Linked DNA regions of Mus musculus: regions 2, 3 and 4 are each linked to region 1. Evidence: chromatin loops called from intact Hi-C (ENCODE). Cell type or tissue: left cerebral cortex. All regions are shown on one strand.

Region 1 (4,000 bases):
TTGAAAAGTTCGCTGACTCGTGGGTGTGAAAGGACCTGCTTAAAGCCAAGTTCCACACAGGACAGGAGCTAATAGTGTTTCCCAAGTCTTCCTGGCATCCTCCCCAGCTTTCAAGGAGAGTCCAAAAGAAAAAGCCTGGCATTTCTCTTTTTCCTCAGATGGCTTTACCCCTTCCTTTCTAGGTCCAGTTCTTTACCCTAGAAAAGTATGGAATTCCAGAAAGGAGAGGCGACTGCTCAGAATAGCATTCTAGAGGGCATTCTGTTGTCTATTACATCTAGCAATCCTTTATTTTCCAGGTGGAGATCCATTCTCCTCTGTGGGGTTCTGGTCAAAAGCAGTTGGGGACAAAGCTACTAGAGAGCCCAGGAAAGTGCCTGAAAACCCCCCTCCATCCCCTCCACATCCTGGACCTATGTGTGTCTTGGAAGGGCAGCTTTGGGATGACTGGAGGGGGTGGGGACAGAGCTATTTCATTTCCTTCTGGAAAGTCACCTGGGCAAGCCTGTCCATGGTCCCTGGCTCCTGCATCCTTGTGTGTGAGAACATCTGTTTTCCCTGCCTTGTTTAGCCATAATCTCTTATTTGAAGGCAGCTGATGGAGAAAGAAACGATGACATCCCTCCCCCTTTGATTATTTCTTTGCTTTCAATGATGAATCACCAGAGCTGTGTGTGCTGAGGATTGACGAGATTCAATGATGGCATTAAAGCCCTATGCCCCTGGTGTGTCTCCCAGAGTAGTGTGGCATTCTGGACTGAAACGTTGGCTTCCAGAAATCCAGAAACTCACAGGCAATGCATCTTTCCTGCAAGTCACTCGGCGCAGCAGAAGCCATGATCCGGGAGAGATGCTCTCTCCAGAGTTCGTACCACCCCCTAAGTCTGTCCTTTGAGCAGTAAGGCTGACAGTAATGCTCAAGCCCTCTTCATACCATCCAGGCTTCCATCAATTCTATGCGGATTCTACTGCTTCACCTCAAGAGAAGAGCTCGGTTGCTCCGTGAAAGATGAAGTCCGTGAGTGTCTGGTGGCAGGACATGTCACCATAGCCCCAACGCTGCCCCTTAGTCTTGTGGATTTGCATTTAGTGAGATACTCTTCACCTGCACAATAATCAAGGACCCACCCCCGTTCTTCCCCGTCGCAAGGGGGCATACATCTAGGAGAGCTGAACCTGGCAACCCAAGTTCTTCCCGACCCCATTCAGTCAGGGTCACTACAAGTCCATTCCTTTAAGTCACAGTGATTAAGCAACGATATCCGGGTACTTAGTCATGGAGCTGTGTTCGCCTTGCGCAGTAACTAGCTATCTCCCTTGCCTAGATAGTCCCCGTCACCACGTCCTTGTTAGAGTGTATCCTATCCATTCCTCCTTGCTCCCTTTAGAAGAAAGCCTGGCTCCCAGAGAAGGGGAAATTCCAGTGAGGGTGAATTGAGTTGAAGCCGATGGGGACAGGTGGGAAGCAAGGTCAAGTCCCATGAACCTCCTCAGAGGTTCTCCTCTGGTTCAGACTGAGATTGGTGGCAGTGGTCTGCAACCCCTTGCACTCTCAGGGAGCTCAGAGGGCATCGCGCCTTCTCGAATCCCTCGCCACTAGGCGCCGCTGCACACACGCGGATCGCGGCCCTGGGCATCCCTGCCTACTCCGCGAGAGAACTCTGGGGACAACGCCAGAAAGGGATTTACCGTGATAATTTTAAAAAATGTTTTTAAGGTCTTAATTCTCTTTTTTCGTTTTCCCACAGCCGCTGTAGCTTTCAGAGGCCGGGGAGACTGGGATCACAATTACAGAGTTGGAGAAACTTCGCAGCCAGAGCTAGAGTGGGCCTTCTCAGGACATCTGACACAAGCCTGAGGGCCACTGGTGGTATACAGTGAGGTTCACTACTCTGGGACACTACAGGGTCCAAACACCAGCCTAGCAATGACGAAAATGTACAGAACACTAAAAATGAGCTAAGCTCACCCAACCTCAACAACTTCTAACACATTTATTCAGACATTTGTGATACACATCTAGTTGTCCCAGGAAGTTCTATCCGTTAGAGTTGCTTGATGCTATCCACCCACCCAAGATAGCTCTGGGGCCTAGCAACCCCACAAGCAGAGTTGAGGGCACTGCTTCTCTGTAAACAGAGGCTTTGCAGGATACTCAAAGCCCATGGTTATCACAGATCCTCAGAGATCACTACCCTTTGATACCTGTAGAGATTCAAGAATCCAGCACCTCCTACGGGAAGCACAGAGGAACACGGCAGGCAGGGGTGAGGTTACTGTGGATGCCTTTTTACAGCATTATTGTTCGGTCTGTGATGCCCTGGCTGGAGGCACATAATAACAGCAACATCCACGAGAGGAGCTGGCTTTTATTAAGGTTCCATATGTGCTAGACACTGTCTGAACAGTTTGCTTTGCCAATCTCTTGCAACAATCCCAAATGCTATTTATTGTATTATTGTTTATTCCCATTTGGAGGAAGAGGAAAAAGAATCAAAGAGGATAGCTTAGCTTGCCCAAGGTCACACAGTAAAGCTACCAATGTACTGGGGGTGGGGTAGTTTTATTAGGTATAACTACAAATAGTAAAATTCACACTTCGTACTGTACAGCTTTGAAAACGGGGTCTGTAATTACCTTTACTCCACTAAATAACTGTTTGATCATACGGCCATACAGAAACTCAATGGCCACTGCTCCTGTCTGCTTTCTAGACTGTACGGGCTGCATTTTTACATATGACAAAATGAGGTCAGGAGAGACTGAGGTGTTGACGCTGGTCTTTCAGTAAGAGACAAATGCATTATTAGAACATTCACATGTGTCTTCTAGTCCTCTGCAAAAACCATGGTGCCCAATCCCCCAGTGACTTGGAGTGCACACTGGGCAAAGAGAATCAGCCCAGCTGTGTGTACAGGTACTTAACCAAACAGTGGCTTCTTGGGTCCTTAAGGAACCTAGGACTAGAATTCTGCTAGGCCATCTATGAGCTCTGGGTCTCAAGCTGGACTTGAATGCCCGGAGCCCTGGTGCGCCTCTGCTGGTCAGTGTGGTTAATAAGTTACTCTCTAGTTAATTCCTCTACACGCTGAGGAGACCAGATTCTTCCGGGGCACCTCTGGGCTGGGAGCATGAATTAGCATAGATTATTTGGCATCTATGGCTTCTGCACCCAGCCTGACTCACCGGAAACCCGCTTTTCTTCTTCAGTGGAGGTTGAGCGAGAAGGGGCAGAGCCTCCTTGGGTTCATGTACTTGACTGCCAAATGCTCCTGCTGCTCTTGAGCACTGGCTACCTGCAGGGCACCCAGAGACCACCTCGGGTCGGCAATCTAATGGTAGAAGGGAACTTTGCAAGAGGCTGGTGGCTTGCTGAGGATCATGAAACTGGTGATATGCCCCTGCCTCATGCAAGAGACTGGAGGCCCTTGTCTGAAGCTAGGTGCTCATTCCCTCAAGACATTTCCCCAGTACACCCTGGTACAGAGAGGTGAGGGATCAAGTAAGTCCCACCAACATATGGGAGTTTCAATCAAATCTTCCAAACAGGTCTGGATTCCTTGCCGCTCAAAGTCAATGGCTGTGATACCCACAGCCAAGCGTACTAATGCTAATGATGCTAATGCTGGGGGAGGTATTTGGTTCTGAGTGAAGAGTTTAGTGGTCCTAATTTGTAGTCACAGCATTGCAGACCCATTCAAGACAAGACTCACCTTCTCACCCTCCTCCAGAGTATCTGCAGTGTGACCAAGTGGAAGCGTTTGTTTCTAGCGTTTGTTTCTAGAAGCCCTAGCTCCTCTGAATCTTGCTTGACTAGGCATGGCCCAAGACTTCCGCCCTTCTTTGGGCTCCAGTCTTCAGAGGCACAGCCTCTATTTCCACAACCCAGATGAAACTAGGGAGAGATTTCTCAGCTATATTTGGGGTCTGGTTCAGGAATGAGGAGAATGTGGCCTCAAATGCATACCCTTTTTTATAGGGCTGAATCTAATGCCCATAA
Region 2 (4,000 bases), 260 kb before region 1:
AGGTGCTCAGCTTCATTCACACTGAGCGGCGGGCGTCTCAAGCACAGGCCTGTCTAGTTCCCCAACCCCAGAACTTCAGCCTTTTGCCATCTCTACTACCTACTCACAGGCTTCCCAGTGGGACCTGAGCTGTGAACTGTTCTCTGCTGGCCATCTAGGGGTAGGATTGAGGAGGGGGGCCAATCAGCATAGACCTTGGCCTCATTAGCATAGGGCTTAATCTCTTCAGGTAGCCAATTACACTTTTATTATCCACAGCTGTTACATTTGGACGTCTCAAGTTACTCATAGCTAAACAAGGGTAATAAAGTGATGGCAGCAACTGCCAATTGTGGCCAATTCGTTTGCTTCAAGTTCAAGGGCGAAACAAAGTGTCCTACTGAGTCTTCAACTGTAGGACAAAAACAGCTTTCAGTTGCTAGCACTGTTCAAACTAAGAAACATTTTCTAGGAGACAGCACTTAGTGCTGGAGTCTCACAGGAGGGAATGCTCAGGGTGGGGCCCTGACCCTCCTGCTTTCCTATAAAACCTTGTGTTTCAACACCTTCCAGAATGTTAGTGATTGGCAGGCTATCTACCTATCATCTGTCTATCTTTCTTTCTACCTATCTATCTATCTTCCCACTATCTTAGCATCTATCTAATTAATCTACAACCTCTTAATTTAATGCAGTTATCTAGTCTATTATTTACTTAGCTAGTATGTATCTATTAATCTAACCTCTACCGATCAATCAATATCTATCCATTCATGATGAAATCTATCGTATAGCTATCAATCTAATCTATTGTTTACTTAATTTATCCCCTATTAAATCTAATTTATCCCCTATTAATCCAATCTAGTTATCTACTCTATTACATACCTATCTAGTGTCATGTACCTATTAATCTAACTAGCTATTCTATTTTCTATCTTCCTATCATCTATTTAATTCACATTTAATATCATCTAGCTACCTAGTCACTATCTAGCTAATCTATTATCTATTAATATAATCCTACCTATCTACTCTACAATGTATTTTGATCAAATCCATCCCCATTTCTTCCCCTCTAACTCCTCTCCCATAATCTACCAATCTAAGCTATCATGTATCTATCTGTGTGCCTATCTAATCCACAAATATATTTAAAAAGACAGAAAAGACCAGGGTCTAATGGAAAGTTCTGAGACCTTAAGGTTTCTAAATTTTAGGGTCAGATATTCAGCGACACAGTATTACAAAGCCTTTTAGCTTTGCTCTTCAACAGCACCAAACAAAAGAAAAACTAAGACAACTGCAGATAAATCCTATCTAGCTGATTTACAGAAAGGGCCCATGCTGCTTGAGCAGGACCCTCTCCCCCACCACGGTGAGACTCCTCTTGATTCAGAATCGAGTTTCTGGGCTATTTCTCAGAGAATGAAATAACAAAACACAAGATAGCAGATTAAAACAAAACAAAACAAAACATTGTCACCAGGTATCCCTGTTGGATGTCCAAGTGACAGGGGTCAAAAACTTAGCCCGAAACTCTGCTTAAGCAGAAGCAGAGCACCCCCCCCCCTGCCTGGGAGGCCAAACAGAGCATTGTTTTAGTTCTGTGGGAGATAATGACGATGGAATAGAACGTTGTCCCGAGTAATGGTCTCCTGCTGGTAGGGAAATGCTGAGGCAAAAACAAACAAGGGCTCGAAGGAAAAGCAACCTTCTTCTTGAAGCAAAAGCAAAAGATCTTTCTCCTCCTAGCAGTTTCTGCTCTGCTATAGGTGGCTTGCTTTGGAGGTGCTCTGAGCTGGGGTGTCCTGAGCCCCAAAGGGCTTAGGGTACCAGTTGCAATCTCAGAGAGCTGCTTTGGAACTGCTGGCTTATGAGTTTAGCTTAGGGACCATTGTGAATTTCATCAGCTTTCCACAAAAACACCATTGCAGCCTCAGGCTTTGGTCTCAGCCAGAGCGTTCTTCTGCCGCAGCCCACCCCTTTTATACCCTCGGCCAGACTCACCTGCTTTTTACCACCTGCATTGCACAACAGAAAAACCTGTAGTTTGCAGAGTCTTGGATATTGAAACCAGCAAGTCCTTCAAATCAGCAAATCAGAGCCTTTCTGTTTTCTGTGTTCTCTGGACCTCAGAAGAAAATTTAAATCAGATGAAAAGCGAGCACTTATTTTAAATCAAGATCTGTGGGGGAAATCACAGCTTTGTTTTAAACAAACATTTGTTAAGACAAAACGGAAAAAAAAAAATTCAGGGCCACAGTGACCCTTCTGCAGCTTTTGGAGATGATCCAGTGTAACCTACCACACAGACAGAAAACAGTCTGACCAAGGACTGGCAGGGTTCTTTCACAACCGGGTAGAGTCAGATCATCCAAAAATTCAAGTCCAATTTAGTTTTGCAGTTAATGAAACATTAGGCAAGTTTGTTTCCTCTTGGGAAACATTTTTGAATGACATGAAACATATACGAAGTGGTTTTAAATAACAGCAACATTCTGTGTAGGCTACAGACTAACTTGCTTAAAATTCTCTGGGTGAGCATGTAGTTTTTTAGTCATTGTTATTTCCCCTTGCATTTCTGAGTCTGTCTCCTTGAGGGCTGCAGTCGGACATGGGGATGCTGAGTTGTGCTGCACGGAGCACTCACCACCATTTAGTGCACCTTGCCATCTCTTTTAAGGTTGTCTACAGAGAAGGATGCAAGGAGGCTAGCTGTGCTAAGGCTGGCCATGCAGACCTTGCATGTTTTATAAGCTTCAGACCTCCAGTGGAGCAGCAGCCTAGCCTGGACACTTGTTGGAGGTCCACAACTTACATTTTTATTACAATAATTAATTTGAAATTTCTAATATAAAAGCATCCACTTGAAAAAAAACCAAATTCCTAGTTGTCAGACAGAAATGATGTTGTTGGTTTTTTTTTTCTTTTAATACCTGTATTTATTATTCTGAAAATCCACCCTCTGCCGTTTTTGGACTGACTTAATGGGACTTTGGCTAAAAGCTACCCCTGTATGTGAACAGCAACTGTTGAACTTGCTTTGGAGATTTGGTCAGTAATGCACATTGCTGTCATAGAAATCCTTAGTGGTTGACAGGAAAAAAAAAAAAAGCTAAACAAAGAGCCAGTTTGTGGATAAAGTTAAGGCAGAAAAGGTAATTTTTTTTTTAAGGAGAGAAACCTTAATTGGAAAAGCTAGCTGCTAAACAATAGGATGAAAGTAAAATAATTTGGATTTCAGCATCGGTTCAAATTATTACTAAAAACCTGGGAAGAATTCAAAGCAAATAGTTCCTTACAAAGAATTTCAAATGCTGAAGCAGTTGTCCTTGGTGAGCCCTCCGGTACCCAGAGGTGGCCCTTGGAAAAGCCCGGACCAGCAAATGTGAAGGGGCACAAGTCTTCGAACAATTTTGATCCCAATACTCAGTCTAAGTGGATATTCTGTCAAGATGATGAACAGCTTTGGATTTTGTCTCCCACCTCCATGATCCTGACCAGGAGTTTTTACAGCCTCCTTAGCGTACCCAGCATATGGTCTGGGGGCTCAACCCTCTAAATCCCTGCCACCCAGATACTCAAAGGATGCTTGAACCTGTGTTAATTCAGTATGTGTGTTAAAGCAGAGTTCTCCAGGAATGCACCCCCAGCATCTCCCCCCCCACACACACACATACACACACACACACACACACACACACACACACACACACACACATCTGCCTACACCAGAGTAAGATATAGGCACACAGGGAGAAATTTGTTTCTAAGAAGCCAGCGGGAAAATTGATGTCTGTGGTTCCAACCTCTCTTTTTATTTTTAAAAGGAGTCTTAGAAACATACAAATAATGTGAAATTTCTCCAAGAAAAAGTTCAAGGGAACCACGTTCAAGTAGCACCGAAAGTCTATTTGTAAAGGTTAGGACGTGCACAACTTCAGAGACTGTTTTTTCTTAAAAAAAAAAAAAAAAAAAAAAAAAGAACAAAATTTCAGTCACTTTAATACACACTTTA
Region 3 (4,000 bases), 65 kb before region 1:
ATCCTAGAGCACATGGTTCTGAAGGTTGGGATGGAGCTGGCTACACAGTTAGGGATAGGAAGTGTTTGTGGAGCAAAACTATGGGTGCAGGAAACAGCACCTCAGAAGCAACCGTGTGGCTAGAGTTTCACACAGAAGGTGGTGGTGGGCTTCAGACTGCAAAGACCAGCCACACCTTGCAGGCCACACTAAAATTGGCAGACCCAGGGGTTGTGCCCCTGGGAAGGAGGACGATGCTTTCCACAGGTCTCTGCTTCATAGATACAAACAAAGATTGGAAGGTGCTTTTTGAATTATGCTGGACCTCAGGTGAGGACAAAGTGGGGCCTTCCACTTTGTCAGTTAGATGACAACTCACCATTGCCCACTGCACTGATGTGAATGTGTGTGTGTGGTCCTTCCAGTCAGACTGTTTCAGGGAACAGGTACATGCTGAAGAGCTCTGCATGCTTGCAAGTAGCCAGTTAGAGACCCTTTTCTCTGCCTTTCAGGCCTGGCTTGAATTCTATTCTACTAAGCTTCTATTCCTACTATTCTTGCTACTGCCCAGAAACAGATTTTTCCCTTTATCTCAAGTTGAAGTTCTGTAGGAGGTGGGCAGATTGGCTCAGATTTTGATATAGGGCAGAGTTTTGGGTCTTGGGCAGATATGAACCCTGTCTTGAGTTCTATATTCATCCCCAGGTGTGTGCGGGACAAAGCATGGTGGATCTTTGAGGAGAAAGGGTCTCGAGAAAAAACTTCCTAGCTGGTTCCACTGGAAATGTTATAGCTGAATGGTGCTGTTGGTGACAATCACAAGCTGGTCATGGACCTTGAAGTCTCAGCCTCCGACCAACTGGCCAAATCCAGTAGCCCTGGACTGGGTGCACCCAGGGGAGGGCACTTCTGAGGAACTGGCTTCCAGAAGCAAGTTCCCTTGGGAAACTCTGCAGGCAGCTTAAACCTCAAGAAAGCTACTCATTAGGATCGTGGGGAGCTGTTAATTGCCCTGTCCAGCCAAGACACAGTGTGGCCGCGCCAGCCTGCTGAACAATAATGAAGTCTGTAGAAGCTGCAGACCCAGCTCGGGCTGCCTAGGATCCCTCCTGCCTTCTCTTCATTCTCTCACCACAGACACTATGCCCCCTGCTGTCCTGCTGCCCAGAGACCCTCACTGCAGCCTTCAAACAGAACCGCTCCCCTAGGGACCCTCTCCCCTTGTCAATCATATTCTCCAAAAGAACAGGCAGGGATGCTGAAGCCCAGCAAAGGCTTGTTTAGCCGCGTTGTCAGTGTCTTCATCTCGAAGTTATGTTTACAAAGGGATAAAGATTAACCGAGAGTGATTACTCGCCCCCTCCTTAGAGAAGTAAGAAAGTTCAAGAAATTCTGTCTTGGGGATAAAGCTGTGCTTTTGGTTGTTATGGCAACAGTCCCGTTTCCCCCACCTCACCCCCACCCCCAACCCCCGTGCCTCGTAGTCCTATACTGAAGCAGGGCGATTGCAGTTTCTAGGCCGTGCAGAGAGGTAGAATGCCCATGTGAAGGGAAAGCGGAAGGTCTATAGTCTAGTTTCAGCTCCGGGACTTACTAACAGTCCTTTGGGTGTGGAAGTGGCAAACTAGTAGGTTCCAGAGACCTTTCTAGAAAGAACATCGCAGGGAAAAATAAAAAGAACCTTCAACCTTTTTGAGAGATTTGGCATGAGAAACCCATTGGCACTTGCCACATCCTGTGGGTGAAGGGGGAGTGGTGGTGAGGTAGTGGGGTGAGGAGGTGGAGGGAATGGGGGGAGGGCGCTTCCCCCCTCCCTTTTTTGAGGAAGTTAGATCAGAGGAAGCTGTCTACAGTTAACCACCAGGGGGCAGCATGTAACCTATACTCAGGCAAGGGTCTGGGATTTACAGTCGGGCGACCCAGAGGTAGAGGTTTTTCAGGGTGGCAGCTGCTGAATTATCAGTGCCAGGATGGAGAGTGCCTGTATGCCCAACTGTAATGTCTTAACTGAGACTGTGCAGGAGGTAGGCTGTCCCGTGGGATAAACACGACTGTGTTAGTACTGTTAACCTCGGTGGCCTTGCCTCGTCTCTCTGCTATCTGTTGAATTTCATGAAACCAGGACTCTCTATTAGATTGTTGGTTAACTACTAACCCACAGTCCGTTCTCTATGACCCCAAGGTTGCCATAGAGATGCTACTTTACATCTGAATCCTGCTCGGTAGGACAAGGTTGAGGAGTTCTCTGAAATCAAACTCAATGGGAATGCCTCAGTCAGCACTGCACCTGCTGCCAAGCTTACCGACATGAGTTCAGTTCCCGGATCCTCACGGTGGGAGAGGAGTAACTAACTGGAGGTGTCCTCTGGCCTCCTGGGATTTCGTGTGGGTAAGCATGTTCACACACACACACACACACACACCTACTAAATAATTTAATATTTTTTCATTTGATTGTTATGAGTGTGGGTGTTTGCCTGAACGCACATCTATGTCAGAGCACAGTGTTCATTGTAGTGCTCATGGAAGACAGAAGAGAGTCTCTGATCACCTGGGACTGGAGTGACAGGTAGTTGTGAGCCTCCATGTGGGTTCTGAGAATCAAACCCAGGCCTTCTAAAAATGTAGTCAGTGTTTTAACCACGAAAACATCTCTCTAGCCCCCTAGGAAATTTGGTTTTTTTTGTTTTCTTTTTAAAAAAGAGGAGATGGTTGTGTGGTGGTGCACACCATACCAGTGCTCTCTGTTTGTGGGTATGCATACACATATGTGTGGGTACCTTTATGCATGCATGCACGTGTGAGGAGACTAGAAATTGTCTTCCTCAATTGCTTGCCTGCCTGCCTGCCTGCCTTCCTTCCTTCCTTCCTTCCTTCCTTCCTTCCTTCCTTCCTTTCCTTCTTTCCTTCTCCTCTTCTTTTTCTCCCCTACTCCCCCTCCTACTTCCCCCTCCTCTTCCTCCTCCTCCTTTTCCTCTTCCTCCTTCTCCTCCTCCTTCTTTTTCTAGACAAGAGCCTTACACTGAAACAGAACCTCCCCGATTTGGCTAGACTAGCTGTTTTAGAAGCTTCACGAATCTTCCTGTCTCTGCCTTCAGTCACTGGGATTACAGTGTGCACCTCCACACCTTTTTTTTTGGGGGGGGTGTTTGTTCTGTTTTTACATCGGAGCTGGGGATACTGACTCAGTGCCTCATGCTTAAGCAGCAAGCACATTACCTGATTTCAAAGTGGGGCTACTTAAAAATGCTTAGTGGTAAAGAGAGTGGTGCATCTCTCTCATCTCCTGTCAAGGCTCTACCTCTGCAGGAGGCAGCTGACTTCCCACGCCATCATCTTCTCACTGCATGGCCTCTCTGATGATACAACCTGGTGCCTGCAGAACATGCCTGTGGCTGTCCACTAGCCAAAGTTCAAAAGCAGTGAGAGATGGGCCTGTGGCACCTCCTTTCCTCAGAGAGGAGTTGGGGGGCTTCCTGTGGCCTTGAAGTGACTTATCAGCAGTTTGGGATTAACCCCTCATTCCTTAGGATGAGGAAGGAACACTGATGTAGTTAAGCTTGAAGATCACAAACATCCTAGACCCAAGTAAGCACAGGCTTTCCTTGTCTTCCCTCTCCCTTCCTCCCCTTCCTTCCTCCCTCTTCCTCTCTCGCTCTTTACTTTCTTTTCCTTCTTCTTCTTCTTCTTCTTCTTCTTCTTCTTCTTCTTCTTCTTCTTCTTCTTCTTCTTCTTCTTCTTCTTCTTCTTCTTCTTCTTCTTCTTCTTCTCCTCCTCCTCCTCCTCCTCCTCCTCTTCCTCCTCCTCCTCTTCTTCCTCCTCTTCCTCCTCCCCCTCCCCTCCTCCTCCTCCTTCTCCTCCTTCTTTTTTAAGGTATCATGTAACACAGGTTAGTCTCAAACTAACTGTAGCCGAGGATTATCTTAAACTCACAATCCTCCTGCATATGCCTCCTGAGTGCTGGGATTGCAGGTATGTGCCTCTAGTTTATGGTCATAGTTTATGATTTTGAATGTCCTTG
Region 4 (4,000 bases), 870 kb after region 1:
ATAAAAGTACTTGCTATCCAATCATGAGGATGCAAGTTTGAATCTGCAGAAACCATGAAAAGTGGTAAACAGGTATGTTAAACAAACATTTATAGCCTCATTGGTCCTGAAGAAGAAATCAGAGGTAGAGGTATGAGAATCCCAAAAGGCTCATGGGTCAACTAGCCTGACATATATAGTAGATAAAAAAATTGAATAGACTCTGTCTCAAACAAGAAAGAAGGTGAGGACCAACCCCTGAGGTTGACTTTTGCCCCCTACTCCTGTGTTGTACCTATATTCCTACATATTAATGTGCATACATACACAGACGCACACACATATACACATACACATACAGACTCTCTCTCTCTCCCTCACACACACACACACACACACACACATATATACATATTTATATACACACACACACACACAAACATACAAATTCATGCACACATACACTTAGAGACCCAGATACATATATACACACATACACACACACACACACACATACAGACATATATACAATACACACAAACATACAGAGTCAGACACACACATCACATGCACACACTTAAATAAGAAAGAAAGGATAGGTAAGATGAACAGGAGGAGGAAGAATAGGAGTGTAGAGAGACTGTAGTAGTGATGTTTGCTGCCTGGATCGACCAGGAACAGTGAGCGAATAATCACTCTTCCTAGCAACATTTCTAGGAGAAAGTAGGAAACACAACAAAAAGATACTTGTACAGACACATGGGCAGGCCACTGCTAAGATGCAGTGCTCTGCATCTTAAAGTTGTCATTTCTTTCTTTAATTTTGAAAATTGATTCAAATAATGTTTAGCTCTAGATGAAACACTTAAGTGATATCTAGAAAGCCCTTCATTTATGGACATATTTTACATCCAAATTTTCCACTGAGAAAAGCTACAAAACTCAAGGTGATCAAAATTATTTTCAGAGCCGAACAACGCCAGGACTGATGGTCTCTGTGTAACGATCATCTATAAGAAATAGTCTTGGAAGACTGTTGACATGTATTCTGCTTAAGGACTGGAGTCCTATGACCTCTTTATAAGGATTAAAGAGAATCATGTATGTGTGTCATGCAATAGTCAGATCCAAATATGAGCTGGAGAAATTAGGATAAGCTATACACAGATGTTTAAAATTTACCAGAATGCATGCACATGCCAAAACTTGAGAAAAATGAAAAGAAGTAATAGCATTAGAATTCTTCATTATTTATTTAAAAGTAGTTTCTACACAAGCCAATTTAATATACACGCAAATAGCAATGACTTGTCCAAGGAAATATTGAAGCCCATTAGGATGGCATGTGTATAATCTGACTCAACAAGTCAGGATATATTTTCTGGAGAACATAATATCTTTGCCGCATTGTGTGAGATGAAGGTTAGATTACATTTCTTGCCTGTGCAATAACTCCCACATCATAAATTCTGATGAAATTATATCAATATACAAAGCAAATGGATGTCTGACCCACCATCGTTTTCTAGCTCTCAGAGAGAGAAGCTGACACGCAGGCAAGTCCCCAGCCGCTTGGAGCAATGCTCTGACAGCCTGCCTGCGCCTGGGAACTGTGATTAACTATCTTGACCAGGAGGGGCTGTTAGAGTTTGTGGTTTCTGCTCTGAATACTAAACTTGGGCATACAAGAGTCCTTATTGTGGGGAGCCCTTGGAAATGGGAATACAAAATTGCTTTATATTTGCAGGGTTTGATTGCCTCGGATGATGCAGTCCTAGCTGGTGGGCCTCTCTTGCTGCTTGTATTTCCAGATTATAAATCATTCCTTTGACAGGGCATCTGCCACAGCCAGGTCTCTGTTTCTGTGACATCGTTTTCTTGTTTTATATTATAATTTGCAACTGTTCTTCTGGGCTGTTCTTATAAATGACACATTTTGCATACTTTATGAGAATGGAGTCAAAACCAAAGCTAATAAAAGTCTCCCCAATTTTCCTTGGACATGTTGAAGCATCTGTGGCTTTTAGTTCTAAGGGGACTGGGACATGGATAGAAATGATAGACTCATGCATGCCATAGATAGGCATTGTGTTGACCAATGCTGGAGTTCAATATTGCAAAAGCCAACACACAGCAAAGCCCTACTGGCCAGTGGTCAATTACCCAATCCTGGAAAACAGGACACTGTCTGCTTGGAATCTATGTCAAGAGACTAAGTCATTTGTTGCTTTCACACATAGAAAGGGAAGCTAAAAATGAGTCTCCTTTTTCCTCTTTGAAAATAAGAGTGTGGAGTGGAAGCTTTTCAAACTCCCTTCCAATTCTGCCATTTGGCCAACATTACATTCACCAGGGATAGGGTGTACAATGAACTCAGGTGAAGGCTATGAACGGGTGCTGCTTTCTTGCTGTAGACATCAAATTTAGATCCAGACTTTAAAAACTTGAAATCACTTTTCTGCCTGGGAACCCTCAAAGGTTCATAGCCAAATTCATATCTCAATCTAAACATTTCTGGCTTCTCCTGACTCAGTCAGAATTTTCTGGTTCCTATCAACACAGCTATTAATTTGTAGGAAGATATTAATTTGAAAGAGGATTCCAAACAAACTAAAATGGCTCAAAGATACTGTGTGGTACCTCCAAGTGATGCCGTCTCAAATTTGCAAATTAAACAGTCTGTGGTTTAAAAGTCTGTTTTGAAAGAATCTCAATCTAGAAATAAGACGCTCCCTTTAGCTCTCTCCTGGGATTCCTGGATTCTTGATCCCTCCAGTTCTTACCACATCAATGTTTCTGAAACATTCTAGACATTATAACACCTATCAGGAACTGGGGTGACCCTAAGTTCAATAGCACCTGGAAGTGGTTTTCAAATCCACCAATTCCCGCATTTTCCAAGAAATTATTAATCCCTCTCCTGCCCCACTCCTTGCCACCCAAGAGACTATTTGTAGATATTTCAAATGTAACCTAAATATAATTGTAATATTACCAGAAGAATCTAGTACAAAACTCATGTTGGAAAGGAAGTCAAAAGGATTGTCCCTGAGCCAAGTCAGATAAACAAGGAAGTTTCTATTATTTCCTGGCTTTTTGTCCTGGCCCCACACACTCCACAGTGATAAGTTTGACTCTGCACTGGAACAGTTGGGAATTGATAGCTATTGAATATTGAAATTGATTAGGGAGAGTTTTCTTAAAACTGAGAAGGCTTTATAGACAATGGTCCATTTTAAAGACAGAAAATGAGATCAAACAGAAAAAGATGTCCTGGCTCGGGTCATTGAAGCTGTAGCAGAATTTACATGTAACCACTTTGACAATTTCTTGCCTGTAAACTGCTGCAAGGAATGCATTTTCCCCTGTAGGCCAATCACACCTTGGTCCCCACTATGTCTGTGTTTTCAGGAAGGGGCTCTCTTCTTTGCTGCATGTCAGGTCCTCTGCTCCTTTCTGAACTTTTCTATTCTGTCTCATATATTATTTTCTTCTCTCTGATCTTGAACTTGCAGAGTTATAGCTTAAGTATAAAAATCTTGTTCTTGGTGCTGCTGTGGCCCAGTGGTTAAAAGAACTTGCAGTCACATGTGATGGCTCAGAGCTGCATGTAACTTCAGCTCCAGGGAATCCAACACCTTCTTGCCTCCTTGAGCACCTAAATTTGCATGTGCATACCCACACAGAGGCGCATAGTTAAAAATAATAATAAAACTAGAAAAATAAACACACTAAAGTTCACCCACTGAAGGACCGCTTATTAGATTTCCTTTGAAAAAAAAAAAAGGACTTTTTAGAAAACAATTTGCACTTTGTTTCTCTAGCTAAAAGGCAGATGGCACAAGACAAAAATCCCATCTAAATATAGAAGTTTGCTTACCTGGTATAGTTCATATTTCATAAAAACAAAAATGAAGCCTGCCAGAAGTTATTAGGCCTCTCCATATTAAAGGATTGAAAATACTTAAAATACTAAGGAGGGGAGCCAAATAATTCAAGATTCAAAAGTAACCATTCTGAT

Evidence for each region. Hi-C counts contacts between places; a loop is a spot of excess contacts. Peaks named below come from ENCODE experiments on the same cell type or tissue, not always from the same donor. Only the 100,000 strongest peaks of a DNase experiment are listed, where the experiment ranks them.
Region 2: it touches region 1 in a loop (5-fold over the local background); 2 of 42 quality-filtered maps call a loop at or near these places.
Region 3: it touches region 1 in a loop (2.3-fold over the local background); 3 of 42 quality-filtered maps call a loop at or near these places.
Region 4: it touches region 1 in a loop (2.2-fold over the local background); 17 of 42 quality-filtered maps call a loop at or near these places.

The regions. Positions count from the first base shown.
Region 1 is chr19:59,452,789-59,456,788 of GRCm38, forward strand. It overlaps Emx2os. Among named protein-coding and RNA genes, the nearest start is that of Emx2, 3.9 kb to the right of the region's middle. In left cerebral cortex, CTCF peaks have their summits at 1,595 and 3,029; DNase peaks (open chromatin) are centred at 1,611 and 3,140.
Region 2 is chr19:59,189,044-59,193,043 of GRCm38, forward strand. No RefSeq gene overlaps it. Among named protein-coding and RNA genes, the nearest start is that of 4930442E04Rik, 19 kb to the left of the region's middle. In left cerebral cortex, no CTCF peak of the experiment used is centred here; a DNase peak (open chromatin) is centred at 2,311.
Region 3 is chr19:59,387,558-59,391,557 of GRCm38, forward strand. It overlaps Gm33756 (a long non-coding RNA gene), which reads left to right and starts at 1,904. Exons shown (of 4, transcript XR_386849.3): 1 at 1,904-2,003; 2 at 2,162-2,368. In left cerebral cortex, a CTCF peak has its summit at 1,846 (motif pointing right); DNase peaks (open chromatin) are centred at 983 and 1,834.
Region 4 is chr19:60,323,706-60,327,705 of GRCm38, forward strand. Gm41882 (a long non-coding RNA gene) reads right to left here and starts at 1,557. Exons shown (of 3, transcript XR_877977.1): 1 at 1,496-1,557. In left cerebral cortex, a CTCF peak has its summit at 1,618; a DNase peak (open chromatin) is centred at 1,646.